Linked DNA regions of Homo sapiens: region 1 is linked to region 2. A link is a loop called in an ENCODE intact Hi-C map of the cell type or tissue named here. Cell type or tissue: psoas muscle. All regions are shown on one strand. Links, peaks and the distances in the headings refer to the core of each region. The heading gives the core; the rest is flanking DNA. Region 1 overlaps LINC-PINT (long intergenic non-protein coding RNA, p53 induced transcript). Region 2 overlaps LINC-PINT (long intergenic non-protein coding RNA, p53 induced transcript).

Region 1 (13,504 bases), core at 5,182-13,181, 59 kb after region 2:
TGCTGGGGAACTGCTAGATGTCAGAATGAGGAGGGCTTGACTGTGGGGTTCTCTTAACCACACTAGCTATTTAGTCTTCACCAGACGTTTGTTTAATTTTTTTTAGAAAATTATCTCCCTTTTCTTATTTTTGCTCTGAAGTGGGGAAGCTATAAGGTTTTTTTTTATAAAGACAGGAAGTAGTCATGAAAAGAATAATTGTTATTTCCAGACTTTTCAATTACTCTTCTCCTTTCTACCTTTCTTGTCACTTCTGTCACAGTTCTTACTTTTCCTGAGTCTGGAGCCTGTTTGGGGTCCATCTGAATAAAATCAACTCTTCACTGCCTTGGCAGTACCCGCTCAGAACTCTCCGGGCTGTAAGCTGCCTCTGCTCAGCTTCATCGCTCAGTGCTCTCCCCACATCCTTCTGGCTTCCTGACATTTGGTGAAATCTCTCAGGCCCCTGAAACTTGTTGTTGTTGTGGGTCTACATACCCCTTTTATAACCGTAGTGGGGTCTTCCAGGCGCCCTGACCGCCATCATGAAAGGAGAAGTACTTTCATTTGTTGATTTGTCAGAAATATATCTGAACAAGTAAATTGGAAATACCTTTAGTCAGGCATTTAGCCAGGAAAAAGATTAGATGGAGCATGATGACTGCAGTGGGTACTGGGGCTTGGGAAAACAAACCCTCACAATTACTGGATTGGGAGGAAACAGTGGGCTGACACTATTATACAAAGATACACTTTCCAGCCAGTAAAGACATAGCCATTAATCATAGAGCCCCATAAGAGGATCTTTTAGCTTTGTTGCTAGAAGAAAGTTGCATCTTGTAAAACATCCAACTTAGTCATTTAAAAAAATCTTTAAGTAGTGGTACTTGTTCCTGATCTTAATACAAATTAAATGTGGATACGCTTGCTTGATTTCTTCCCTGCCCTTTAGCATAAGAGCTTCTGAGAGAATTTCCTATTCTTCCCTTCTGTACTATTTATTTCTTGGGCTATAGACCCTCATACTCCCTCTTCTTTTCCTTATAAGAAGCAATTCACATTCTCTTTTCCCATCTCCTTTGTGGAAAAAATCTCCAAACCCTTGTTAATTATCCCTTTGTCATGTTCGTCAGGTCGGTCCTGAAAGTGTCAGCAGACACTGTGAAGATGGGAAAAGTAAGATGTTGACTAGTTCTTTAACTTTTGTGACACAAGTGGTGTCCGTTTGTGTCAGAAGAAAGCCTGAATTGATGTTTCCATCTCATGCTTCCCTCCTTTTACTTAGAAAGCAGTTTCTTTGTGAAAAATCCCTGGAGATCTTTCTCAGAGGTATTCCACAGTTAGGGCCAATTACTGCAACATGATGGAAGCTTTAGGTTCTTCTCAGGCCTAGCCTCATTTCTAGCACAATACTAGGAGGCTAAAATCTATCTCTAAAATTTGCAAAGTAATAGTGATGGATGTTAGCTATTTTTAATGTAGCTGCTTAGAGACAGTTGAAGATAGTAAGGGTCATAAGGGCCTTCTCCTATCTGACCTCTGTACCCCTGTAAGTTGTTTACCAGCTTAGAGCCTCCTGTACAGTTCTAGATCAAAGAGCAAGTCCTCTGAGGCCATGCCCTTGGAAGCAGAGATGGAGAGTAGTGAAATCTACTTAGCTCTGAGGGTGTGAGCTCCCAGGCAAGCAGAACACACTTGGGATTTTATTCCTGGTATTGACCAGAACATCTATCATCAGCCTATGCCAAACACCCCCTTTCCACACCTTGTTTCTCCCACCTATTTCGCATAACTTCCTAGAGATGAAGAATGTTTCTGAGTGTGGATTGTCAGATGTCTGCTGAAAAATGGTGGGCCTAAAAAAAACATTCTGTGACTGCAAGAATGTAGAACACTCCCACACTGGTTCTGGGACCTGGCCTATTGGTTGGCTATTACTGTTGAATGAGAGGAGAACCAGCAAATTCTTTCTTTTCCTCTGGAGGAAATACCTTGTATGGATGGTCCCCCAGAGAAGAGAGAGCCATGGCTAGTTGTGAACTGAAGTAATCCAGATACAGGCACCATTTGATGGGATCTAAGTGTGCGAATCAAATTGCATTCTTCAGGAGGACATGGGGATGTCAAGACAATTAAGGAAATCCTACCATCCCTCCATTTTAATTGATGTAAAATTTACATGCATTGAAATGCACAGACATTCAGTGTACTCCTGTTCCCAGACCCCAGTTAAGAGAGAGAACGTTTCTATCACCAGGTTTCCTCTTGCCCCATTCAGTCATTCGCCACCCTCACTGGCAAAAACTTTCTGCTTTCTATCATTGCAGTCTTGTTCTTGAGCTTCCTCTAAATGGAATCATGCAGTATATACTCTTTTGCGTCTGGCTTTTTTTTTCACGCAACAGTTTTATATAGTTGTCTGTATCATTCTTCCTTTATTGCTGGGTGGTATTCCATTGTATGAATAGACCCAATTTTAAACTCTGTTCTCTTGTTGACTGACATATTGATTATTTCCCCATTTTTGGCTACTATGAATATTAAGCTGCTGTGAATGAGTTTTCTCTCACTCTCACTCTTTTTCTTTTCTTTCTTTTTTTATTTTTTATTTTGAGACAGTCCCACTGTGTCACCCAGGCTGAGCTGCAGTGGGGCAATCTCAGCTCACTGCAACCTCTACCTCCCAGGCTTAAGCGATTCTCCTGCCTCAGCCTTCTGAGTAGCTGGGACTACAGGCACGCACCACCACACCTGGCTAATTTTTAAAATTTTAGTAGAGATGGGCTTTCACCATGTTGGCCAGGCTAGTCTCAAACTCCTGACCTCAAATGATCCACCAGCCTCGGCCTCTCAAAGTGCTGGGATTACAGGCGTGAGCCACCACACCTGGCCCACTCTCACTCTTTTTTAGGTTTAATTGCTGCACCGTACACTAGGTGTATGTGTACCTCTGTAAGAAACTGCCAAGTCATTTTCCAAAGTAATCGTACCATTTTACACTCCAACAAGCAATTTATGAAAGTTCCAGGTGACCAGGTATCTTAACATTGTATATTGCTGGTTTTTCTACTTATAGTCGTTCTCTTGGATATGAAGTAGTATCTCATTGTAGTTTTCAATTTGCATTTTCTAGATGAATCACATATACTTATTGGCCATTTGTGTATCTTCCCTTTTGAAGTGTCTGTTCAAGTCGTTTGAGTCTGTTTTTCTTTTGCCTGTTTTAAAATTGGATTGTCTTATTATTTTGGTTGGTAGGAATGTTATACATATTCTGAATAAAATATTCTTGTCAGAAGTTTATAATGCAAATATTTTGCCAGTCTATGGTCTACCTGCTGTTTTTTAAAAGTGTCTTTTGATGAGCAGAAGGTTTTAACTTTGAAATAATTTCATTGATCAAAAATGTTTTTCCTTTGCGAGGCCAAGGCAGGGGAAGATCGCTTGAGCCCAGGAGTTTGAGAGCAGCTTAGGTAACATAGCAAGACCTCAACTCTCTACAAAAAAATAAAATATATTTTTAAAAATTAAAACAAAGATTTCTATATTATCTGTATTTTTTGTTTCCTAAGTAATCTGCCTCCCCAGGATTGTGCAGATATTTCTCTGTGCCTTCTGTTAGAAGACTTATAGCTTTAGCTTTTATGCTTTAGTTTATGATCTATCTCCAGTTGATTTTTATATATGGGGTTAAGTAGAAGTCAAGGTTCATATTTTTGCATACATTTTCCCAGTTGTTCTAACATGGATTGTTGGAAAGACTTTCCTTTTTCCATTGAATTGCTTTGGCGCCTTTCTTGAAAATCAGTTTTCCATATATGTGTGGGTCTATTTCAAAGGAACTTAAAGAATGTTTATATAGACCACATGCGGCATGTACTCAAGTCTAGGAAATAACAGTTCACATTGGTCAACCCTCAAGTGACTGGCATACTCTTTAACTTCTATATCGTGAAACATTTATGTCAAAGATCACTGATAGAAGCTGTATGTGGTGGGAGGCATTTTTTGCTTGTTTTTTGAAGCTAACCCTGCTGAAGCCTCCAGAAGTTCCAACATTCCCATGTTAAATGTGATGTTCTTATCTGCACAGAAATAGACCATAAAAAGTGAGATCTAGCCTGAGCCTGCAGGCGACTTCAAGAAGAACAAAATTAACTTCACTTTTCTTATCTGAAAACTTGGATATGTGTGGATTCAAAAATGAGTGATTTGGAACTTATTATAATGAAATGTGGGCCAGACAAAAAATAAATACTCTTAAGAAAGATGTTTTTCATAATGTAAAGATGCTTGTAAAGGAAAAAATTGTTTTAATAACAAGTATATTGTATGCAAAAGTAGATCTGATTTTAAAGAAGCCTTGTCTATGAGTAGAATCTCTACTTGGAAAGGTTTTTGTAAACGGTTTGGTTGAGCATATTTATTTGAATATAGAACTTTCTTTCTTTTAAAAGATTCCTTGATTTGGAAACCAAAGGCTGAATAGAGTAGGAAATGCACCCAAATTATTCTGTTAGAAAGGTACAGTAAATGGTGATGCTCTCTTTTGATACCCTAAATTTTAGGACTTTGAATTTGGTGCTTTCATGGTGTGGTGGTATAGGGAAGTGATTAGCGCGGGACTCTGAGGCTGGGCTGCCTGGATTGGAATACCAGCTCTGCCACTGAACACCGGCGAAGGAATCGACGTTCTTGTCTCTCTCCCTAAATGGGGAGAATAAGAGTACGTGCCTCATGGTTTGGGTTAAAGTATACAAAAGGCTTAGAGCTGTGCCTGGTTCATAGTGAGCACTATGTAACTGCTGGCTGGTAATAATATATTAACTTTATAATAAAGGAACACCAAAAAAGGAATGAGTAAAGGAAAAACATATAAAGCAAAAGTGCATTCCACTCTGCTGTGATTCAGCTGTCTCACTCTTCATAATAGACTCCCCATTTGGCTGAATCGGTCACGTTTTGTTATTTAATTCCCATTCTCTCAAAAGGATATAGAATTAAAGTGTTTTCTTTTGAGCTCCTTGGGAAATGCATGCTCTGAAAATACCCGGGGATGCTTCATATTCATTACCAGAATTATTTGTCTCTACAAAAGGACTTTGCAAGGAAACGCATTTCAAGTTTACGTCGTCCTCTCCACTCATTTGAAATACCACCTTCCCAAGCCTGTGTTTGGACTTGTATCTTTGTGCTCAGCTCCTGGCCCCTGTTTCTGCTTTCTCTAGCAGTTTCCTGGCAAAAGCGGGAAGGAGAGCCGAGCCTGGGAGAAGTGGCCAGGACAGGCCTCTCCCCACTCAGCTTCCCACCATCACCCGGGCAGCCAGGAAGAGCCTGGACTGTGATCACCTGCCCACATTTAGTAGGGTTGACAGCACCAGAAACAAAATCTGGCTCAGACCAAACATGAAGGTCTGTTACTAATGATGTAATTTCCGTCAAAATCCCCCATTTGGGTTGCACAGACAGACTGGGTTTGACTATAGAATGAAGACGGATTGTGCTGCACGTTGTCATGGGGGGCCATCGTGTTCTGTGTAGACCATTGTCTTTGTTGTACATATGCGATGAAGGCCTACAGAAAATTGATGTCACTTACTACAGCTGACTTCCCGGATCTCACTGTGTGGAAGATGCGACTTCTCCCAAGGCCCTGCTCAGCATAGTCACGGTTTTGTTTATGTTCTTAGTGTTGTTTGATAGATGCCACACATGCATAGAGGACTGGGATGTGGCGCCCATGACTTGGCAGGCGGGAGAAGCACACTTGAGGAGGCAGCTTTCCACTCTCCAGCTGCTGATCCGTGCCATCCCAGTGCCCCTGCATCTCCCAGCGGTTCTGCACACACTGCCCACTCTCCACCTCCTGCATCTCACTACTTACTCTCAGTAACTGGCCATCCCTCTGCTGTCACAGAGGGAAGAGAGTCCAGAAGGTGGACTCACTTAGGTTCTCGCTGTGAATCAGCACTCTTCATCTGCACCTGCCTGGCTTTCCTTGCCTCCTGTTTCAGTGGAAGGGGAGTCCTTCCTCGTGTCCAAGGCCCTGAACCCCATGCCCTTCCCTCTCACCTTCTCAAAGACTTTCTCTCTCTGACCGTGTACTTTTTATTCCCCACTGACTTTGTCCTGCGAGCACTGAAACCTACTTAAGTCTTTCCCATTTTAAACAACACAGGCCTTCAGTATCACCCTGCCTTTCATTACCTCTCCATTCACTTCTCCTGCCAGGGCCAGCCTTTTGGATGGATTGTCTCTAGTTACTCCCTCCCTGTCCTCACTCCTGCCCACCCCTCAGGCTGTTCCAGTCTGGCTTTTGCACCGGTGACCAAGTGGATTCCGCTGTAGCCAAAGCCAATAGTCGCCCTCCTCTCTTTCCTGTGGGCCACGTTCGTCAGATGCATTTGGATTCTTGTCTTCCCCAACCTCTCAGTGGTGAGCAGGCTTTGACTCGTTCTCCTCCCTGGCCTTTGAAGACTCACCCTACCCTTCTTGCTTTTCCTTCTCATTGCCCTTTTCAGGTTCTTTCTATCAGTCTCTAAGCTCCTTACTAATATTCCAGTGCCCACTGGGCATCTGCACTTGAATATCTTTTTGGCACCTCATATCCAAGAGGTTCCAAATTGATCCAAATACCCAAGCTTGAAACCTGTGACTTATTGATCCTTTCTCCTCACCTTCAGAATCCAGTAAGAAGGCAAATCTGGTCAGAATTCTACCTATCAACAATTTTCAAACCCATCTACTTTATCTGTCATGTCCTTCTTCTTGGTCACCATGACCTTTTATCTGTGTTAATGGATTAGCAACTCTCTCCCTGCTAAATTTTCCCTAATCCATTCTCTGACTGCCTTCAGGGCGATGCTTCTAAAAGCATCCTCATCCTTCTCCTTCCCTGCTTTAATTCTTACCCATTTGTTAAATGTCCTGTACCCAGATTGATGGGGGCCTCTGCAGAGCACGTGTTCCAGCCTGTGCATAACCAGGTCATCACAGCACTAACAAGTTCATGGGGAGTTGGAGAAGAGAGTTGTTTCCCACTCCACAGAACTTTATGAAAATCCCAAATGTAAATCAACCACTCCTGCCCCAGAGCTCTTGGTCATGGGCTTTGTATCCCTTCCATCCTTCCTCAGCCTCTCCCATCTGTAGTAACCCTACCCTATTTCTCCCTCTTTACTTATTCAGAGCATCACAGTTCTTTCCTGAATGTTCTGATCCTTAAGTTTCATTCCTGTCTTGTCTTTGTTTGGGTTTCCCTAGAAGCAGATTTTGAAAAAACATGCAATCTGGTCTGACTTCACTACTTAGGAGCTGTGAGACCTCTCTGTGCCTCAATTTCCTCATCAGTAAGATTCTACTTTATAGGATTGTAAGGAAGATTAAATTATGCATAGAAAGTTTTAAAGCCCTATCTGACCTATAATGGTGGTCAATAAAGCTTGCTGTGATAACAGTGATTACTATTATTATTAAAAATATCACTACCTTCGGGTTGCCATCCTCAACCAATCTAGCTAGAACAGATTAGAGCCCCCTCTTATGTGTACTAATAGCATTGTATGCCTCCTTTACATTGTAATTGCCAGTTTGCTACAGGAAGGATGATGAAATATTGTTCATCATCTAGCACCTAGCCCAGTGCCTGGCAGAGTTATACAAGATGTACTCAAGTATTTTTTGAACAAAATTAATGAATAAAATGACTTGTAGAAAGAGCCTTCCAATTACACTTGCTTTCTTACCTTTAAATAGCCACCTCTTTAAAAAAAATAAAACACGGCCAAGCATGGTGGCTCATGCCTGTAATCCCAGCAGTTTGGAAGGCCAAGGTGGGCGGATCACCTGAAGTCAGGAGTTCGAGACCAGCCTGGCTAACATGGTGAAACCCTGTCTCTACTAAAAATACAAAAATTAGCTGGGCATGGTGGCGTGTGCCTGTAATCCCAGCTACTCAGGAGGCTGAGGCAGGAGAATTGCTTGAACCGAGGGGACAGAGGTTGCAGTGAGCCGAGATTGCACCATTGCACTCCAGCCTGGTCAATAAGAGCGAAACTCCATCTCAAAATTAATAAATATATTAAATAAAACACAACAAACAAAATAGAACTCTTCTCCAGGGGCTTGTCTTTAAATCTGGCATTGCTCAGTGACCTTGGGGAAGCCTCTTTAGACATCTGAGTCCTGGAACAGTTCTATCTGAGAGCTTCTGTCCAGCTCTAGAATTCTTTAAATCTGTGGTAATAGCACAAAATGGGTATCGAGTACATTTTAAGGACACTCAGAGTTTCCCTTATGCTTATGTTTTTTCCTGTTGATGAGAAAATGTCATCATGTTGCTTGGATTTGTAGGTTCTTTCCTAGTTGTGGGGAATTTTTCCAAGCTGGCTATTATGAGAGGGTCTCAAAAAAAAACCACAAAGAAGTTTGGTATATTATGTTCAAATTACACACAGTATCCCTTCTTATTTTCACTTTTGATCTGGATTTTCACTTCTGAGCTGACTTCTATAATTTATATTTAAAGAATTTAGTCTCAGAAATAAGGTCATTTGATGCTTGCATCATTGACACTCCTAAACCTTTCTTGCATTCCAAATCGGAAACTTATTCAGGACTTCTAATTCTGATGGTTTCTTTCTTTCTTTCATATATTTATAGATGAAATATATATATATATATATACACAGATAAGACTATATCTATATGTAAATACAGATACTTAAAATATATATGTATATATTTTAATCGTGGTAAAATATGTAACAGAAAAATTACCATCTTAACCATGTTTAAGTACACAGGTCATTGGCATTAAATACATTCATGTTGTTGTGCACCCATCACCATCATCCATCTCTGGAATCTTTTCATTTTGCAAAACAGAAACTCTGTCCTCATTAAACAACAACTCCCCATTCCCTCCTCCCCCCAGCTCCCCTGAAAACCATCATTGTACTTTCTGTTTCTTTGAATTTGACTATTCTAGGTACCTCAAATAAGTGAAACCCTACAGTATTTGTCCTTTTGTGACTGGCTTATTTCACTTAGCACAATGTCCTCAAGGTTCGTCTAATGTTGTAGGATTACAACAACATTGTAGCATTGACATGATTTCTTTGCTTTTTAAGGCTGAATAATATTCCGCCATGTAGATATGCCACATTTTATATATCCATGTGATGGACACGGGTTGATGGACACAGGTTGCTCTCATGTTTTGGCTGTTGTGAATAATGCTGTTAGGGACGTGGGTGTACAAATACCTGTTTTAGTTCCTGCTTTCAGTTCCTTTGGATCAAATAAGTTATTGATCCTTCTCTATTGACGCTTCTGTTTTCATGGACTCTTGCCTTACTCTTTTGATCATTTACTGTTCCTCCCCCCATCGACCTTTGGGCCATTTTTCTGGTAATGTCCCTACTATCAAGGTTCTCATACTTCAGTTGGACCTCACAGAACTGCTGCCTGGAGAAAACAGTTTGACAGCTAAAAAAAAAAATATGATTCATTATCACCTCCTACACACACACCAATTCCTACTGTTTTCTGAAGGTATACCAGTGGTTCCTAAATTAAAAAAAATCTCTTGGTCATAGGGCAAATTTTTGTAGCTATCGATACTCTGTATTTTGAAATTTAACTGTTGATAATAGTAGCTTCTTGATGTATTAGTCCTCTAATTGTGAAACTGTTATCTGTTTCTTATTATGAAAACAATATATGACAATCACAGAAAATTTGTAAGGTGTAGAAAAGTATTACACACAATGGCACTACCTAAAAGCAACAACTATTAACATTCTGATGCATAGGCTTCCAGTCTCTTTCATGTAAATTTTTACATAGTAAAGATCACATTGTTTTGCACCTTCTTCTTTGCATTTAATAATAAATATAAGAATTTCTGGCTGGGTGTGGTAGTTCATACCTGAGTAGCTGGGAGATTGAGATGGGAGGATAGTCTGAGCCCAGGAGTTCGAGGTTACAGTGAGCTATGATTGTACCATTGCACTCCCCCTGAAGACCCCATCTCAAAAAAAAAAAAAATTTCTTGTTCAAAAGTATTTGCAAATATTTTCATGATTTTATAAAGCTGAGAAATATTTAGAGGGTGGTAATTAGCATAAATAGAATTTTTCCAGTTATAAAAACAATATATTACAGAAAATGCCAACCATCTCAAGATTATAAAGAAGTAATAAAAAATCTAATGTCTCCGTCTGCCCTTTTTAAGCTTTTTTAATGTATCCTAATCCAGTCTGGAGACCAGCTTGTCCCTCCCTTCTTCTTCACTTTCTTTCTTACCTGGCAACATTAGTATCATGTTTATGTATGATTTTATATTCAGCATTTGCACCCAATATTATATTTTGTCATTTCCAGTATCATGAAGCATTCTTCAAAAATCATGATTTAAGCGTACGAATTTTTACTGTGATCTGTTTAGTCACATGCTCCATTCCATCTTTGGATGTTTAAGTTGTTCCCGATTTTATGCTTTTGCTAAGTATGTCCTTGCCATAGTTATCTTCCTATGTATCTACGATTATTTCCTTAGGAGATATTTATAAACATCTTAGGAGTCAAAACAGTTTTAAGGCTGAAAAAATACATATATTGCTAATTTCCTCAAATGGTTGTCTCACCTCACTTCATGAGCTTTCCTTTTTTTGTTGTCCATCTTTGTGATCGGTGAAATGAATTTCGGTGTTTGCTCATGAAATCGAGCATTTTTTTTCATATTAATTGGCCTTTTATATTTTTGTGTGAATTGTCTGTTATTACATTTTACCTTTTACATTCAAATACTATACAGAATATTATCCTGTTACAGCTATTTTATTTTTTGCTTACCTTTTTATTTATTTAGAGACAAGGCCTCCCTCTGTCACCCGGGCTGGAATGCAATGATGCAACCATAGCTCACTGCAGCCTGGAACTCCTGGGCTCAAGTGATCCTCCAACCCTGGCCTCTGCTAGGACCACACATATGTGCCACCATGTCTTGCTAGTTTTTAAATTTTTTTGTAGGAACAGGATCTCACTACATTGCCCAGGCTGGTCTCCAAGCCTTGAGCAATCCTCCTGCCTCAGCCTCCCAGAGTGGTGGGATTACAGGTGTGAGCCAACACACCTGGCCTTTTTTTGCTTACCTTTCAATTCTGTTTGCTGTTTTTTGACATATAGGGGTTTTAAATTTTGTTGCAGTTGGATTACATTGCCTTTTGTTACTTTTTTCATTGCTTCTATAAAGCTAAATCTTCTTTTCCCATTCCAAATTCAGAAATAATTTTCTACTAATTTAGTTTTCTTCCTTTTTTTTTTCCTTTTATATTTAGCTCTTTAATCTCCACAGAATTAATTCTGGTGAATCTTATGAAGTAGGAGTTAATTTTACTTTTTCTAGAATATTATCTGGTTCTTGTGTTTATTCAGAATCCCAGTATAGCTGTGACATGAACCAAAACAAGTGATTTTTCTTATTTTAGTGCTTTGATTTTCCCATTAGGAAAAATGAGGAAGCTGTGAGTACCAGTGGAAGGAACGAGCCAGGAAGAGGGACTGGAACCATCTCAGAAGCCATGCCCCTCAGGCTGGAACTTGCCCTGTCTCCTCGCAGATGAGGTAGGAGGCTCAGCACGGGCTGGTGGGAGCAGCCCACAGCAGCAGTGAGGGTCAGTGGGCCTGTGAGTTAAGAAGAAGGTGGCACAGAGCGAGGGTCTCTGGATCCTGACTGTTTGACTTTTCCATGATTAGGATAAGTAGCCAGGGCTTGGCTAGTTGGAGAGTTACTCGAACCTCAGGTGACAGTTGTAAGGCAGCACATAGTGAAAAAGAGTCCTAGCCTGGGAAAGTCCAAAACCTTAGGTCTGGTTTCAGTTCACTCACCTATCTCTGTGACATAGCAAAGTCTGTTAATTTCTCTAATTTTCTGATTAGTAGTATAGTTGCAGGAATGAAATAAAAATGGTCCTGATTACTCAGAGATTCATTTACTGATTACTCTTTTTGTGACCTGAATAAAGAGTACAACATCTCTCAAAAGGTAACAATATGATGTTTCAGGAAATTAGAGAAGTTAAGAGACTTTGCTGTATTTACTATACAGATAGTTGACTGACAGCTGAGCCCGGACCCAAGATTCATTTATAAAATGAAGGAGTTGAGAAGTACATACTCTGAGGTTTATCCTAAATAAACTGAAGTCTAGGCAAGTGGCTGAGCTAGGTTTGCCATGAATCAATCTGCTGAGTATATTTCTTGGTAACTAGTTCATCTTTCCTTAATTCAGTCAACAAATATGATATCAAGTTTAGTAAGATGATGACAGTTGTCATGTAATACTCCATCTGGAAGATTGTATGCTTCTCAGCTTCCCTAACTTTTCTTAATCTACCTTAAGCTTCCTTTCTGAAAGGTTTCTGTCTTTCCTAACAGTCTCTTCTTTCCGCCAGCTACCTCTTGTGTTTAAGAATTAAAGGAAGATGAGCTAGGAATCAAGAAATACGCAGAACTGATTCCTGTCACTGGCGCCACCCTGCCACTTGCCCAGAGCTGTGGTATAAATTTTTTTAATAGGCTGAAATAAAAATATGAATAGCATTTTGGTATTAAGCATTAAATTGATAAAGGCTATGAGATACACCTGCTCTCAACCATGTTAATTTTTTATTATTGGTATTAATAAATTATTACTTACTAACATATTAACAAGAATTGCATTGAGAAACAAAGCATCCACAGGCCAAATCTTCTGAATTTCAAATGTTTATATTAATGCGTTGTATTCTAGAAAAGTAGAATTGTCTTAAGTAGCTTTGTAATATAAAGTCATCTATCAGCCCATTACACCTATTAGAATGTTTTAACCTTTATTTCCCACTTTTTTGTTTCTAGACTGAGTGTACTTGGTCTGGTATTTGTGGCATAACTTACGGAACACATAAGAATGATACAGATACTATTTAATGATGACCTAATACAAGCTTAGATAGCTAAGGTGAAAGCTTCTATGGCCTTAACATTTTCCTCTTGAAGAATGTATTTTCTGTAATAAAATACAGTGGCTACTTGAAATCTATAAACTTATGTGAGGTCTGGATAAATCTGAGCAACTTTCTTCTTTGTGCTCCAGGAACCTACGCACTATATATATAAATAAAGCTTAAGTAAACATCACTGCAATCTGTGTTTTGTTTGATTATATTACGTATTGCCTGATCTTTAAATAATGATGAAAAATAGCCTTTAACATAAACCATGAATGGATATGCACTTGAGGGAAACAGTTTCTTGGATAATTAAACTTTAATTTCTCACCGTGGATTCCTTGGATCTTGTAATATTTTTTAAAACAGTCCTGGGGATTTATTTTTAAGGCGTCCAAATGAATTATTAGTTCTCAAAAGCCATAGTATATTCATGGGTCGATATATCCTCAAAACACTATTTTTAAACTGCTTAGTTTATTTTTCTTAGCGTGCTCATCTGCTGCATAATTTTCTTTGCTATGTATGGGTCA
Region 2 (16,784 bases), core at 5,379-13,378:
GCCTCACACCTGTAATCCCAGCACTTTGGGAAGTTGAGGCAGGAGGATCACTTGAGGCCAACAGTTTCAGACCAGCTTGGGCAACACGGCAAGACCCTGTCTCTACCAAAACAAAACAAAACAAAACACAACCAGATTTCAGATGCCTAATGTTTCCATAGTACTTATTAAGCTAAGCGAATGGAGTGGAGAAAAATACAGAAAGGAGAAGGAATCTTTGATTTTTCCCTTTCTCCTTCTGTAATGGACTGAATGTTTTTGTCTTCCCCCAAAATCCCTATATTGAAGGCCTGACTCCCAATGCGATGGTATTTGGATGTGGAACTTTTGGGAGGCAATGAGGTTTTCATGAGGTCATGTAGGTAGGGCCCCCATATTGGGATTTGTGTCCTTATAAGAAGAAGGGAGACCCAAGTGCTCCGTCTCTCCCTGCCTTGTAAGGGCACAGCAGGCCAGGAGGAAAGCCCTCACCAGGAACCACATCTGCCGGCCCCTTGATCTTGAACTTCCAGCCTCCAGAACTGTGAGAAATAAATTCCTTTTGTCTGTGTCACCCAGTTGATGGTATTTTGTTAGAACAGCCCACGCTGGCTAAGATACCTCCCCTTTTTATCTGTTTGTTTAATGCATTGTACATGCCAGTTGTACACAATTAAATAAGTAGATCCAAGCAACACAGTGGTATTTAAAGTAAGTAAAAGTTTATTTTCTTCCCTCCAGTCATAATCCCTGGGAGGTAGCCATTTTAAGTTTGGGGTTTGTTTAGTCTTCTCGCACCATCTCATAAGGTAGTCATTAGCCACTTGTGGCTGTTTGAATTTAAACTAATTAAAATGAAATATAGTTAACCATTGAGTTCCTCAGTCACACTAGCCATATTTCAAGTGTGCCATGGCCACATGTGGCTGGTGGCTGCCGTGATGAACAGTGCAGACATAGAACGTTTCCATTCTTACAAAGTGTCCTGTTAGACAGCAGTGTTCTAGAGGAATTGTATTCCTATACAAACATATACACTGACATGGTTGGCATAACATTGTACATACCGTTCTGCAGTTTGTTTTTTTCGCCTAACAGGGAAACTGTTAATTTAGTGTGATCCACATGCAACGTCATGCCAGGAAAAATGTAAAACAGAATGCATAATCAAACATAGAGTTTGGGTAAATTAAAATTATTTTAATTTCAAATTTTAGAGGTAATTGCAACATAACTTGATGCTTGTTCCAACTTTAACTAAACAAATTATTTTTGGAACTGGTCCACTCAGCCTTGCATATGTTAAGAAAGACAATTCTTAGGAGATGTGCTTGGGCGTAATCTGCTAGGCTTACCCTATATATTCATACACAGTTCCTGTTATTCCTCTGTTTTATAAGAAGAGTTGGTATCTTTTTCTGACTTCCCACAATTCAGTGACCGCTAGGCACATGTGGCTATTTACATTTGAATCCGTATTTTAAATTAAACTGAAACATTCCTCAGTTGTACTAGATGTGAAGTACTCCTTAGTCCTTTGTGGTTGGTAGCTCTGGTGTTGGATAGCATGGATGGGGACATCTCCACTGTTGCAGAAGGCTCTGTTACACAGTGCCGCACTTGGTTCAGTTACATCTGTCGTTAAATGCAGTGACTTTCCACAGGAGAGAGATGGGAGAAGCGATAACTCCCAGGGAGGACATCGTGAAATTTCTGTGATTGGATGGAGAGCTTGCATCTTCATTCCCTTCCCACTTGAAGTTCTGATGCTTTTCTCGGAAGACATGTCTTCCAGCTGTCTGTTGAGAATTAGTGTTCCATAGTAAGTTAATTGTGGGAAAGAAAATTGGTGCCAATAGCTTTTCAGGGTTGGACTATTACTGATAATTGGTGAGGTCCATACATAGTTAAACAGCACCTATATATAACGGTAAATGCTGCTGTTCAATTTCGGCTCCAGAGCGTTTAGTAACATTAGTTACAGCAAGTGCTGATGATTACATTGAAGCTTTGTAAAATGATAAAAAATTAGAATATTGGAAATGCATTCTGTATTGTGTGCAAAACAGCATGTATTTATGCCACCTTTTATGGTTAGGAAATACGTAATCTAGAAAGATTCACAAGAAACAGAATACTTTGCTCTGGGAATGGAAACAGTACAAGAAGACTGGTGAAAAAGATTGACTTTCACCGTATACGTGTTGCTTCATATACTTTGTAAATATATGCTTGTTTTAGTAGTAGAAAAAAATCAATCAAATAATGAAGGAGAAATAAAACACATTCTTAAAATGTGCAGGATGCAGAATAGGTCATTTAGGAAACTAGGGTCACGTAGGACAGAAAGAATTGCACGGTTGAGTGAGAGCGTAGGGCTGGCTGCTTGTGGCCAGAGCGTAAACCCGCACGAGGCCGCTGGGCACACCTTCTCCTGACGCCGGCCCAGCATTTCTTAGCTTCTGGCTATTCTGCAACAATTAAAGCTTTAAAACTGTTTTTCTTACATAAATGTAATACGTTTTAGGAAAAAAGTATTTCTAGTACTGATTTTTTTTTTTTTAAATACAACCCTTTTTAACACTTGTAGAACACAACTTAGGAAATGCTGATTGAAACTCTTGGAAATAATTAGAACAGAAAGATGAGATTGAAAAGAAATTATTTTAGGTCTGGGTCACCCTGATTTAGCACCAGTCTGAGGCAGGAGAATGGCGTGAACCAGGGAGGCAGAGCTTGCAGTGAGCCAAGATTGCGCCACTGCACTCCAGCCTGAGGACAGCCTGAGGGCGACAGAGCAAGACTCCATCTCAAAAAAGAAAAGAAAATGAATCTTAGCGTTAATTGAGTTTAAGTCAAATTGTGACGCATTGTGGCTTATTCGGCACAGCCTGCTCACAGATAAGCCACATGTGCATTGAAGGTTCTCTTAAAAGTCCACACTGCTCTTTCTCCTCCCCCATCCTTGGCTGACAGGTACTGTCAGTGAGGAAGAGGTGGGAAGGACAGCAGGGTGGGGACGTAGACAGTGGAGACAGTGGCTTTCTTCCACCACCACGCCTCCGTACTTGTGCGTCCAGGAGACAGCAGCATCAAGATGGAGTGCCTGTAGAGTTAACGGTGAAGTGTTCCTTTTTGAAAACTGAACCCTGTAATTCAGCAAAATTAATTTTTCTGTTAAAGCAAGTTGCTGGGCTCTGTACCTTTTCAGGAAAGAAAACTAATCAGTTTGGGGAAAATGTATGTCCCAAACAGCATGTGCTATTAAGGAAATCTTGTTTGTTGTGGAAATTTAAGGCAGAGCTTCCCAAAGGCAAGGGTAATTTGCAAAATATTTAACTACTAGGACAGCATGGGAATCCAGTCATTCAGGGCGGATGCCAGCTCAAATAACTGGCATGCTGTACCAGTGCCTACAGGCTGAATGTTACTCCTCCTGGAAGCTGAAGCCACTGGAGATAGGAGATGAGCCATTACTGGGTTTTGTGGCAGAGCCTGCTGGTTGGCCCCCAGTGTCCATACTCCTGCTTTATATAGCAACCTGAGACCTACTTCATAGCTGGGGCCGTGGCAGCTATATGGTCATGTGACTAAATTCTGGTCAGTGGGAGGTGAGTTACCACGTGGGCCCTTCCAGGAACCTTCCTTAAGGGACAGTGTGTCTTCCTGCTTTGCCGTTTCTTCTCCGTCCCTTTCCCGTTCTGTCTGGAATGTGGAAGCCACCATCTTGAACCGTGAGGTTGAGGTCACACATGGGTGGACTGCCATGCTAACCTTCCTGGGCACTTCCCTGAGAAGGAAACTTCTCTTGTTTAAGCCACTGATATTTTGGGTCTCCTGCCACCCTGAGCCAAACCTAATTCTAATTAATGTAGGTTCCAATCTGCTAGGCAAGTTCAGCTTGATGTTACTTAAAACTTAACCATCCTGTGAGCTGGGTATTTCTGTTTTCCTTTAATGGCTTACGGGACTGGGATTAAAGAAAAATTAAGTAACTTGCCTCAGTACTTCCCAGCCAGCTAGGACAGCATTTGAATCCCTGTCTGACCTTTCTGAATTCCAGTCTCCAAAAGTTTAATCCTTGCTGTAGTGATTAACATGAAACTGAAGGAGGGCATGTGACACATGGTTTTGCAACATTCACGTTTTGGCAGAGCCCCAATTTTGTGGAATTTTTTTTTTTTTTTTTTATAAAGACGTTGGGTTTTTCAGAGAAATTCATTTGTGGCTTTTTGAAAGTGACAAACATGTTAACTGTATTTCAGTCAATAATACTTATCAGAAAAGCTTTTTTTTTGTTTCAAAGAATCCCACGTGGTTCCTCTAATTTCTAGTATTAATTGTAGTTCGCTAATTAGGAGAGTTCTGTGAAAAGAAAATAGTTGGAAGAGAGACTGTGGTTCATTTTCTTTAGTTATATCTACATTGGAGAACATTTCAAGACAATTAGGAATTTTTTTTTTTTTTTTTTTAGAATTCTCTATGCAATAATTCCAAAATGTTACCAATATTTATTACATGATTATGTAGAAATTAGGATGATAGTGGAATTAAGGCCATAAATTGTTCGGATTGTGACATGGGAGCAGCCACTGCAGCCAGTGTTTCTGCAAAGTTTAGTCAGAGGAGAACAGAGACCTAGGATGGCCCCGTGCTGTGCTGCTGGGGCCTGGGAGGCTGGGTGTTGGGGAAGGAAGCTGGCAGCGGATGCCTGGAAGGCCAGTGGGGCCCAGCAGGTCTGGGGAGGTGGCTAAATGGGGCCCAGTGCAAACTAGTAGCTGGCAGCAGAACCTGCAGTGGAGTCGAGGGTCTTGATCTGCAGCCAAGGCTCCTTCTGGTGGGGCCCTGAGTGGCCCTTCAAGTCCATTCATTTTTGTCCTCAGAGTGGAACACTTAATTGGCCACAAGCACAGCAAACTCCCAGTTGTTCCCGGGAACACAAGATCTGCAGGATTTGCCCTATGAAAAAGGATGCTGTGGCAACTAAGTTTGGGAAAATGCTCTGTTGTAATACCTCTCCTAGCAACTCACATGCCCTCTTAGCACTGTAAAAGTCTAGGATGTTGAGAAATTTGTTTAACTTTATTTAACCCAGTTTCTGAAACTGACTTAAACATGGAAATCAAATCTTTTTTTTTTTAATGTGATGACCCGTGGAACTACTACGTGCATTTTCTGACAAGCAGTTAACAGTGCTCTCGGAAATAGTTGTGTGAGTAGGTTGAGTTCCTGAGAAGACGCTAGATTTGAATCTGAGAGTCTGGGACTTTTCTTGCTGTCCTACTTGCTTTTATTTGCCAATCTATATTGTCTACACTTGAGTGTGCTTGCTCATACGTATTTCACAGAAGCAAAACTTTGATACTTGAGAGGCCCTTTGAGGTCATCTAGTTCTGCCTTCTCATTTGCTGGTTGAAGAAACTAAGGAAGGTTAAGTCACTTGCCAGAGGCCAGTAAGTGAGTATGCTGGAGCCATTCAGTGTGCCATTAGTCAATCTGAAGTGGAAATTACTTGAGTTAGTTCCTTACTTTCAAGACTTTCATACTGATATCTTGAGATTAGGATGGGATAAGAATGAAAGCATTGCTGTTGGATTTCCTGCCAAGGTTTGGGATGGGTAAAATGAGCAAAAGAAAGTGCCCTGGGTATAGATGGTGCTTAATAATAGGACTGCTGCAGAGGAAAGCAAGAATCCAGATCAAGACTGCCCCCCAAAATTAACTTATTTGTGTGTCTAAGAATGACTTAAAATAGGCTCCTATTGCAAAAGAATGTAGGAAGTGCGGTGGTGCAATCACGGCTCACTGTAACCTCGACCTCCCAGGTTCAAGCGATCCTCCCATCTTAGACTCCCAGGTTCATTCATTTTTGTCCTCAGAGTGGAACACTTAATTGGCCACAAGCACAGCAAATTCCCACAGGTGTGCACCACCACGACCGCCTAATTTTTTTTATTGGTAGCGACAGGGTCTCTCTGTGTTGTTCAGGCTGATCTCCAAGTCCTGGACTCAAGCTGTCCTTCTGCCTCGGCCTCCCAAAGTGTTGGGATTACAAGCATGAGCCACTGCGCCCAGCTGCTTCTGAGTGGCTCCTAAGCAATGAACTGATGAACAACTAAACAGATGACATTGTAGCTATTGCCACATTTCATAGCATGGCGACTACCTTGAGCCTGTCAGTGCTCATTAGCTGCAGGAGGTAACGCTTGTTTGTTTTTCATAGAGTTAAAGGTATGAAAGCATGTTTTTTGGAACTTTCTGCAAGGCCCATGTTATTGACGTCCTTAAGATCCAAATTATTTTGCATTAACTTAGGTTTTTTTCTCTTTCTTGGTGAAGTTAGTAGACCCTTGCTTATTGATTGGTATATGAAATTGGATCATTTTATTGTTGTGAGAGGTTCAGTTTTATTAAATATCAGAGTATCACCTTTCATACATTTTTTGGAGCTAATTTTGAGTGTTTTTCTTGTATTTTATGAAATACTATCTATAGTCATCTAACGAAACAATGCTGTTTTTCTGTTACAAAGCTTTCTGTTCACGTGTCTACATTTGAAGTTACTGCATTCAGAATGAAAGCCATACATCTGACCTCACAATGTAAGGATATTCAGTTTTCTTCCTGATAGCCTAGAAGAAGGAAAAGAATCACAAGGTTGTAGCATTGCCCTGTTTCTGTTAGACAAGAGAAGTCCTCTAATGGCAAACCCTTGATGGTGTGCAGTTTCCAAAGTCTGGTCCCCGTTGGAGCCTCTCACCTCCCATAGAGTTAAAGAGAGATTTGCCTCAGCAACTGGACCATAGCCATCAATGTCTATTGAAACTCCAAGAATAAGTTTAAATTAAACCAAACATGCAGAAGATGAGAAAATAAGTCTTATTTCTAAAAATAGGAGGCTTCCCCCCCCCCACCCCCCAATGGCTGTAGACCTGAGGGCTTTTAGTAAGTAATAATGAACTTTTACAGTAACTGTAATTTGAGTCAGATAGTTTTTCTCTGATTTATGCTACCAGAGTGACTCATGAGGGCACAGCATTTTAGAGGCTCTTTCTGAGACAGAAAATGTCTCTGACTTTTGTCAAGTAAGTAATTATTGATGTAGCGTGAGGATCTTATAATCTAGAAGAAAAAATTATTTATTTTCATATGCCTATTAATTTTCCATCTGTTGAACTGAAGCCAGGGAGAGATGAATGCACAAAGCTGCTTCACCCTTCTGCTTCCTCCCAGGCTGAGTCTCTACTTCGTGTGTCCCCTCTCGCTCCTGGAGTCCCCAGTCAGCTCTTAGAGGAATCCTTGGGAACCTTGTTCACATGATACTAAATGACAAAACCTTTTTTGACCTTTCCCCCTACAGACAGACCTTCCTCTAGTGTCTTTGTCCAAGGTTGAATGATTGCACTTATTACACTCGAGTGGAATTATTTACTTACATGTCTCTGTCCCTTTCTAGAGAGTGACTTCCTTAGAGCAGGGCCTGGGTGGTCTTGATTTTGTATTTTAGGTAGGACCAAGCACAGCGTCTGAAACACACAGTAAGCCTTTAGTAATTGTGAAAGTGAACTTCTCCACATAACAAAATAGTGCTTTGGAATTTCTTTTCATTATACTGCAGTGATTTTTGTCTTTTTGACTTCAAAGTCACTCGCTCTCAGAATTGAAAAAATTGAAAGAAATGATAGTATTCTTCATCATTCCTTTTATGAGTCTAGTGGACTCTCTAGTCTTCACAAACATAGGACTGATAACTTGTTTTATATTAATATTTTGTTGTATAAATACCTGTATATTTTGTGTTACTGTGTGACAAAACTGAGTCTAAAATATGTGGCTAGAAAATCTAAGAAACCAAGATGAGAATCTTCAATGATTTGTAGATTATGTCATCTTTATATCATCATGGTGTGAGGTGTTTTCTTGGATTGAGTTCCGCTGAGACAGAGATGTATGTTATCTGTTTGGAAGGTGAAAGAAACATTTTAAGGGAAGCGAGATAGGGAAACAATTGGAGCCTAACTTTGCTGGACACTCTGGGAGCCAGTGTAAGGACCAGGCCTCAGTGTTAGCCCACATGGGTCACTTACACATCAGCTTTGGCCAGTTGCTGACTGAGAGGCAGCAGCGGGGTGCGGCATCAATTTCCAGTGCTTTGCCTGCCATGTGGGCCCCATCCGTGCTCATGGTACCGCCCTCCAGCGGAGCGATGGCAGCCAGCTGCCCGTGGAGAGCCCAGCAGCAAGCCCAGAAATAAGGCCCAGGGACTAGGGGTGGGGGCAGGTGGTGTCAGGCAAATTTGTGTGCTTGCTTATTTGATGTTTCAGTCTCAGTCCTTTGAATCGTGAATTATCAAGATAGAGACTATTTGAAACATTTAAGAATTAGAGAAAAATAATAAGCACAGTATTTTCTTCTACTTGAACTGGGGCCGTTCTTCCTTCAAGAGGGAGAAGCTTACGAAAGATTATTCTGCCTGAGGAGACCTCGCCACCCCCTGCTTGAACTTTGGTCCCTGATCAATTCTGCCTTTGAATTCCTCCAATTATTATAAAGTTCTTCCTTATATTGAGTAGAAGTCTGCCTTATGGTGATACGTTGTATTTCTCAGACACGGACCCGGAAGTGGCGCCTTCCAATTCCTCCTCCTCTTCTTTTCTCTTTCGTCAGCAGATGGCGTCTTCCTTCTCTTTTTCTTTCTTTCCTCCCTCCTCTCTCCCCACCCTTGGCAAACATTTGTCACCAGGATGGATGCTGTTAGAAAAACGTCTCCCTGTGACATGTTGTCTTTTCAAAAGGACAAGAAGGAAAGGAGGAAACAGGTTTTCATTGCTTAAGGCACATTAAAACTGGCTGGTTCTCTCTAGCACATTTCTTAGACAAACACCCGTTTTCCTTTAGACTCAGAGCTGATATGTTATTGTAACAGTTAAGTTTGCCTTTACATTTTTATTCATGCTGCCTTGCAGGTAGATGGTTCCTTTTGACTTTTTTACGTAGATGGGCACCTTTTGTTAATTTTACCTTTTTAAAATACAAATGTAGGCCAGATGCAGTGGCTCACACCTGTAATCCCAGCACTTTGAGAGACCAAGGTGGGTGGATCACTTGAGGCCAGGAGTTCGAGACCAGCCTGACCAACATGGTGAAACCCCGTCTCTACTAAAAATACAGAAATTAGCTGGGCGTGGTGGTGCATGCTTGTAATCCCAGCTACTCGGAAGGCTGAGGCAGGACAATTGCATGAACCCAGGAGGGAGAGGTTACAGTGAGCCGAGATCATGCCACTGCACTCCAGCCTGGGTGACACAGCAAGACTTGTCTCAAAAAAAAAAAAAAAAAGTATTTTCTAGAGAAAAATCTTTTGATGTACAGATAAATAGATTAAAATGGATTTGTACTTAGTTTTGGGAGTAAAACTGGTAAGACAGTGATTTGGCCTAATCACTTTGAATGCAGACATCGCTGGACACATGAAGATTTAAAATTGGGCAGAGAAAAAACTGGGCAATTTTTTTTTCACCTAGATTCTTCCAGTATTATGGGCAGAGAATACATACAACTTAGTGAAAGATTGTTAGTGACTAGAAGGATTTAATTCACATATATTGTAAAACCAGACTGCATGTGGAACAAACTGTGTGTTTGAACTAATTAAGTATTCAAAGAAATATTTAATATTTCTTATTCACCCACCTTGCCCCCTTTTCTCCTCCTTTCTCGATCAGTAAATATTTACTGGATGTTTCCAGAATGTGAATGTTGCATAAAAACAAGTATATGAAATTGTCTTTGCTATCAAGGATAATATAACTGAACGTAATATATTAGCCCACTTTGCTGCTTTAGGAAGAATACTAAGGTGAGCCCAGTTTAATCTTTAACATATTGTTACCTCTCATTTCTGCTTGTTCAAATCCAAGCTGCAACTCAGTGCCATCTTCTTCATGATTATCTTTACTCCTACCCCTCTCTACCTCCATTCCCCCAAAAAGTGATCTCATACTCCTGTGAGCATCCTTAGCATTTATGCAGTCTTTTCTTTTTTTTTTTTTTTTATTATTATACTTTAAGGTTTAGGGTACATGTGCACAATGTGCAGGTTAGTTACATATGTACATGTGCCATGCTGGTGCGCTGCACCCACTAACTCATCATCTAGCATTAGGTATATCTCCCAATGCTATCCCTCCCCTCCCCCCACCCCACAACAGTCCCCAGAGTGTGATGTTCCCCTTCCTGTGTCCATATGTTCTCATTGTTCAATTCCCACCCATGAGTGAAAATATGCGGTGTTTGGTTTTTTGTTCTTGCGATAGTTTACTGAGAATGATGATTTCCAATTTCATCCATGTCCCTACAAAGGACATGAACTCATCATTTTTTATGGCTGCATAGTATTCCATGGTGTATATGTGCCACATTTTCTTAATCCAGTCTATCATTGTTGGACATTTGGGTTGGTTCCAAGTCTTTGCTATTGTGAATAGTTATGCACTCTTTTCTTGGACTTTGCTCTTTCTCCTTTGTCGTATAGTTATATTATAGTTGTTGACCTTGGGCTATCTTCATTCCTAACGTTCTCATTCTAGTACCTTGTGTAGAAATGCTGTTCACTAAATGACATATCGAATGGGTATTAAATTTATTATTAAGTGCCTTGGCTCTTAATTGGTCAGGCTTGGATTTCAGTCTCAGCTCTGCCATTTACTATCTCTGTGATTTTGGCCAAGTATTAACCTCTCTAAATTTCAGTTTGCTATTCTGCAAAATGGGAATGATGATAATGACTACTTGAAGGAGACTTTGTGAAGATGGATGATTTTTGCAACAGTGTAGGTAAGAGATAGTGCCTGGGCATAGTAGTGCTTGGTAAATTTGGGTGTGTGTCTACATGCTTTTCCAGGCTATATGCACAGACACACAGACACACATAGTGTATGTGCAGGATGCTAGGCACTAGAAGAAAGATGAAACCACACAAATCCTATGCTCATGTTGCTTAAAGAAGAAATAAAACTGTGTAAGGTAGAGGTGAGGTGTGGTGACTCACACCTGTAATCCCAGCGCTTAGGAAGGCTGAGGTGGGAGGATTGCTTGAGCCCAGGAGTTCAAGACCAGCCTGGGCAATATAGTGAGACCCCATCTCTACAAAAATTTTTTTAAAAAAATAGCCGGTCATGGTGGCACATGCTGGTGGTCCCAGCTACTCGGGAAGTTGAGGTGGGAGGATTGCTTGAGCTCGGGAGTTAAAAGCTGCAGTGAGCCGAGATCACTCCCCTGCACTATGGCCTGGGCAACAGAGCGAGACCCTGTCTTCAAAACAAAGCCAAAAAAACCGTGTAGGGTGGAAAATGATGGCACTGTTGGAGCAGCAAAGATGGAGTGCTGTGGGAGTTCACTTCTTTCTCCCAGAGATTGCGCTAGGCAAGGTATGGTTTATGGGAAGTTTTAATGCAAAAGGTGGCAGTTGTGCAGAAAGCAGAAAAGTGGGTAAAGCTTGAATGAGTGGAGATGGAGGCAAGAGAGACAGAGAAATAGTAAAAATATATATTTTTTATCTTTTCAAAAACTTGTTGTACATTGGAATTTTCCAGTCAAAGGCTGAGATTGGAGATGGATATCCCCACTGGTCTGCAAGTCATTTTATAGACTTGCCAAGTGCCTGTGTGGGTTCTCAGATGGCCTACTGTCTTTGGTCCGAGTGTGGTAGCTGTCAGGTCAGAAATGAGGAAGTGCACCAGGACTCCAGCTTTGGTAGTCTGTAGCACTGTGTTGGGTATATTTCCCACAGATATGGAAAAGGGGAAGATGTAACTTGGTAATCATCTCTAAAGATATGTCATCAAGAAGCTTTTCAGCTTAATTGTTAAATATTCAAATATAGGCCAGGTGTGGTAGTTCATGTGTGTAATTCTAGTACTTTGGGAGGCTGAGGTGGGTGGATCATTTGAGGTTAGGAGTTCAAGACCATCCTGACCAATGTGGTGAAACATCATCTCTACTAAAAATACAAAAATTAGCTGGGCATGGTGGTATGCGCCTGTAATCCCAGCTACTCGGGAGGCTGAGGCAGGAGAATTGCATGAACCTGAGAGGCGGAGGTTGCAGTAAGCCAAGATCACACCACTGCACTCCAGCCTGGGCAACAGAGCGAGACTCTGTCTCAGCAACAACAACAAAAAATTAAATATAATAGAAGCTCTCTCATCAAGTATGAGTAAACCATTGAAAAAAATATGTGCAATGTTTTGTACTCCAGCCTGGGCAACAGAGCGGGACTCTGTCTCAACAACAGCAACAAAAAATTAAAAATAATATAAAGAAGCTCTCTCATATTGTGTATATACAGATTTTTCTAAGTAATTTGAAGTAGATAGGGAATAAGAGGATCAAGTATGAGTAAACCATTGAAAAAATAATGGAATGTTTTGTGCTTGTTGCGCATTGTATCGTCCAAATTCAAGTGTGGACTTTAATCTCCAGTCTACAGTCCGTCCATAAGGTTAATCTCAGTGATTCCAGTTGGCATAAAAATCTACCGCTCACACTAGTAAACTAACAAGTTTGCCCTTCTTCTCCCACCTTCAAATGCCACCCCCAATTCTTACACTGTTTAAATAGGAAATTGGGAAGCATTTATTTTTTTCCCAGGTTCAGCAATCCCATTTTGACTGTAAACTAAAGTTAGAAAGAAGAGTTTAGTGGTATATCCTCTGACAGACTAGATTGCTGGTCCTATCAATTACTAGCTGTATAAGCTTAGGTAGGTCATTTTCCAGAGAATTCTGTTTACTTATCAGTGTTACTAGGCTAGTAAGACCTGTTTCCCTAGAAAACATAGATTCTTAACCTGGCGTTCATAGATGGTCTTCCTTAAAACTACATGTATAAAGCTAAGAATGGTGGTGCACATCTATAGTCCCAGCTACTTGGGAGGCTGAAGTGGGAGTATTGCTTGAGCCCAAGAGTTCAAGATGAGCCTGGACAACATAGCCAGACCCTATCTCTTAAAAAAAACAAAAAATAAAAATAAATTTAAAAAAATATGTAGTTATGTGTTTCTGGGACCATTATCTTTTTTTTTTTTTTTTGGATTCTCAGAGGGAATTCTCCCCTGCTCCCCCCAAATTAAGAATCTCTGCCTTAGAAGTTAGTGTGCATTTGATAAGCCATAATAGATAGAAAATGCTGTACTAATGTAAAATGCAGCATTATTTCAAGTAGATTATAATGACTCCCTCCTTAGACCATTTAATGTTCTCTTAAGTATGAGCTTATCTTTTGTAGGTCATAAACAGAAAGTAGAAAAAAAAATCTACAAAAGAATTTAAAAATCTAAATAAACCTAGACTTATTTGAAGTCTCTTGCATTCTAAGGCAGATACCGTTTCCTAGTTGTTTGGATTGTCTATTACTATATAACACACCACCCTAAAACTTACCACATTCATACAACTATCATTTTATTTGCTCATTAGTCTGTGAGTTGGCTAGGGCTCAGGTGGATGGTTCTTCTGCTGGTCTCTCTGATTATCTAGAGTGGTTACAGTAAGATAGTGACTGGGGCTGAAATATCCAAGACAGTTCACATGTCCAACACCTTAATGGGGATAGTGGAGAGGTTTTGACCTCTCTATCTACATGGCTTGCTTAGTCTTTTTAATAGGGCAGCTGAATATCACTAGATATTCTGAGAGATACTTTTATTGGACGTGTCTCACCTAGTATGCAAGCATTCATGAAGCTTCTGCTTGCATCATGCTTTCTAATGTCCCACTGGTCCAGTCCAGAGTTGGTGTGGGAGGGCACGACCATGGGTGTGATCACCAGTAGGCATGATTCCTTGGGGACACCAAGATAATATGCCACATTACCATATAGGAGTGACTCATTAATATTTTTATTGAATGGGATACTTGTTTTCAATGTAGTATAGTTCACAAGTCTTCACTTTGATAAAGCTACTTTTTTTTTTTTTTTTTTTTTTTAGAGACAGAGTCTTACCCTGTCACCCAGGCTGGAGTACAATGGTGCGATCTCGGCTCACTGCAACCTCTGCCTCCTGGGTTCAAGTGATTCTTCTGCCTCAGCCTCCTGAGTAGCTGGGACTACAGGTGCGCACCACCACACCTGGCTAATTTTTGTGTTTTTAGTAGAGATGGGGTTACATTATGTTGGCCAGGCTGGTCTCAAACTCCTGACCTCAGGGGATCTGCCCACCACGGCCTCCCAAAGTGCTGGCATTACAGGTGTGAGCCACTGCACGTGGCCGATAAAGCTACTTTTTAAAGTAAATGTGCACTCAAGTACTCCCTTTATTGTTTGTGGTAATATTTATTTATTTAGATAATCCAGTTGTCCTCCTTTGGTGTCCCCAGTTCATACACACCTAAACATAACTTAAAATTTGTTTGGAATTTGAAAGTACAGAATTTTCCTGTAATTGAGACTTTTTAAACTTTTGTGGTTGGAGAAGGTATTCTATTTTTTGAAAATATCTGTAAGTTTTATCTAAGTAGTAAACTCTAAGTATTCTTCCCCTTTACTTACAGCCACCCTGGGAATCTGAGACTAGAGAAAATAAAGTTTGTCTCTTGTTCTAAGGAGGGTCTGGTTTAGAAATCTGATTTAGACATAGAAAAATTGCAAGAAGCTTGAGGTGATTGGAAGATACGATTTTGTTATCAAAGTATGTTTCTGTTTTATAGATTTTATTCATCTACAACTCCTTATTAATATATTTAAGAAGTCATTAACCCACCATTGATTACTTGATATAAAAGGAGAAACGGTGGTAAAAGGTGAAATAGAATTTTTAATTTTTTTTTTTTAAGTTTAGGATTTTTTTTTTAAATTCTAAGAGTTTCTGTCATTTGGGGACAATCAGAAACAAAAAAATAAAAATAAAGCATTGATGGTACTAGTATATATCAAGGAAATTATTGCCTGTGACACAGCTTATGTGGAGTCAGTGTTTTATAGATTGATGAACATCAGCTCATTTTTCCAGGGAGAGTAATAGCCGGTCTCTTCCTTGGAAATATTTAAGGAACATTTAGTTTATAAGAAAGCTCTGATAGATGATTGAAATCACAGAACAGAAGACTGATCACACTTAAACACAGTGCATCTGCATTTACTTAAGGTACTGAAGTGCAGTGCTTCTCAAACTTTACCCTGCATGGAGAACCCTGGGGCATCTTGTTAAAAGATTCTGATTTAGTGGCTCTGGGATGGAGCCCTGAGGCTCTGCATTTCCCAGAAGCTCCTACACAGTGGGAGTGCTGTTCGCTTACCAGCAAGTCTTTAGTATAGGTAACCCTGCTGAAGTCTTTGTCCTAGGCAAGAAGCCCACAAGAATCCCGTCACCCATTGGGATGTTGTGGCCTTTCACTTTTGGCATTCACCTCTAGCAGTACAAGAAGGAATCCTTTTAGGATCTTTTCACACATGCTCAAGTCATTCATCTCAAAACTAGAAAATATATCTTAATTTAAAACCATTTTTGGGGGGATGTGGCATTAAGTTCATTTGTATAAATCTGACATTTGTTAATAGCTGTAATTTGAAAATGAAAAAGTTATTTGGCTTACATCAAATAAATTAGTCCCTCAGCGATTCTTTGTCAAGGCCCCCCCTATCTGGATATAACAGGACTCTTGCTTCTATCAGATTGTCCACTAAAAACCGAGGTATGTGGAGGGCCAGCATTGTTCACCAGCGTAACTGGCTGGTTGCCTGACTTACTGCCAGTACTTCATCTGAACGAGGACACCTAGAAGTATGACCGTCCTTCTTTCACTCAGGTGGATTCATTTCTTTAGAAATTTGTTTCTTGTATCTGGTTTAAACATATCTCTGGAGGTATTGAAGACTGACCCGCTGTCAAAAAACAAAATGCCATAAAATTAGCTTAAAGATCTAATTGGCTTTTATTTGCTGTTCTAAAGTACAGCAACACCTCATTCTATAAAATACAGTGGGTGTTACGATGAGCCGAGCAGAGGAGGTTGGTTTTATAGGCAGAAAAGGGCTGAAGAAAACAGTGAACAAAAAGTTATTCATCATTTCGAAGTTGTTTTCCTTACAAAGGTTAAAGCAGAGGGGACTTCCTTATCATGCCAGCTAAAACTGGCCTTTTTGGAGATTTGGCTCTTATCTCTCTCTCTCTCCTGATTTCTTGGAACAACTTAGTTTTGACTTGGTGGCTTGGGATTTCAGCCTGAGCGACTCCATTTTGGTTTGGTCTCTGGGGCCTAGTGCAGGAGCTCAGTCCAAACCACTGGACTACTATAAATTTTATTTACCACTGCATTTTAAAAAATACAGAATCTTCACTGTAGAGTCTTTTCTCCTAACTTTAATAGAGGGAAGCCATTGTAAATACAACCCCTTGGTTTAGAGCCCATCCAAATAGTCCTTCCAAAAACCAAAAACTTTTTAGTTAGAAAATATTTTTAATTGAAAAACTGCATACTGAGAAGACACTACTGGTGATCTATAGTTGGTGGAACTCATGCTTGAACAAGTTTGCTCACACAGAGGCAGCATGGGCAACAGGAGTGAGGGCTTTGGAGTCAGACAGACTTGGCTTTGAATCCTTGCTCTGCTGTTACTAGCTGCGTGACCTTAGGCTAAACCTGATTTAAATCATTTTTCTGAATCAAATAGAATCTGATGAGGGTTCCCGCTTTTCAGAGTGTGTGGGAAACCCACTCTCGTTGTTGGGATCCCTCCCTCCACCAGAGGGGAAGAGGGACTCCTGACCCCGCTCCATTTGTGGTTGCTCTGTTCATGTCCCTGGC

The links. Hi-C counts contacts between places; a loop is a spot of excess contacts. Peaks named below come from ENCODE experiments on the same cell type or tissue, not always from the same donor. Only the 100,000 strongest peaks of a DNase experiment are listed, where the experiment ranks them.
Region 1: a loop joins it to region 2, with 2.4 times the contacts of the local background. A loop is called at or near these places in 7 of 110 quality-filtered maps.

The regions. Positions count from the first base shown.
Region 1 is chr7:130,943,823-130,957,326 of GRCh38, reverse strand. It overlaps LINC-PINT (long intergenic non-protein coding RNA, p53 induced transcript), which reads left to right. Exons shown (of 8, transcript NR_170176.1): 6 at 11,492-11,607. Among named protein-coding and RNA genes, the nearest start is that of LINC00513, 37 kb to the right of the region's middle. RefSeq lists silencers at 10-59, 6,264-6,432. In psoas muscle, for the core only: no CTCF peak of the experiment used is centred there; no DNase peak of the experiment used is centred there; H3K4me3 peaks cover 1,268 bases; H3K27ac peaks cover 7,539 bases.
Region 2 is chr7:130,999,506-131,016,289 of GRCh38, reverse strand. All of the region lies in intron 3 of LINC-PINT (long intergenic non-protein coding RNA, p53 induced transcript), which reads left to right. Among named protein-coding and RNA genes, the nearest start is that of LINC00513, 94 kb to the right of the region's middle. RefSeq lists enhancers at 6,688-6,817, 6,848-6,897, 8,567-8,666. In psoas muscle, for the core only: a CTCF peak has its summit at 8,605 (motif pointing right); DNase peaks (open chromatin) are centred at 6,049, 8,149 and 8,599; H3K27ac peaks cover 3,292 bases.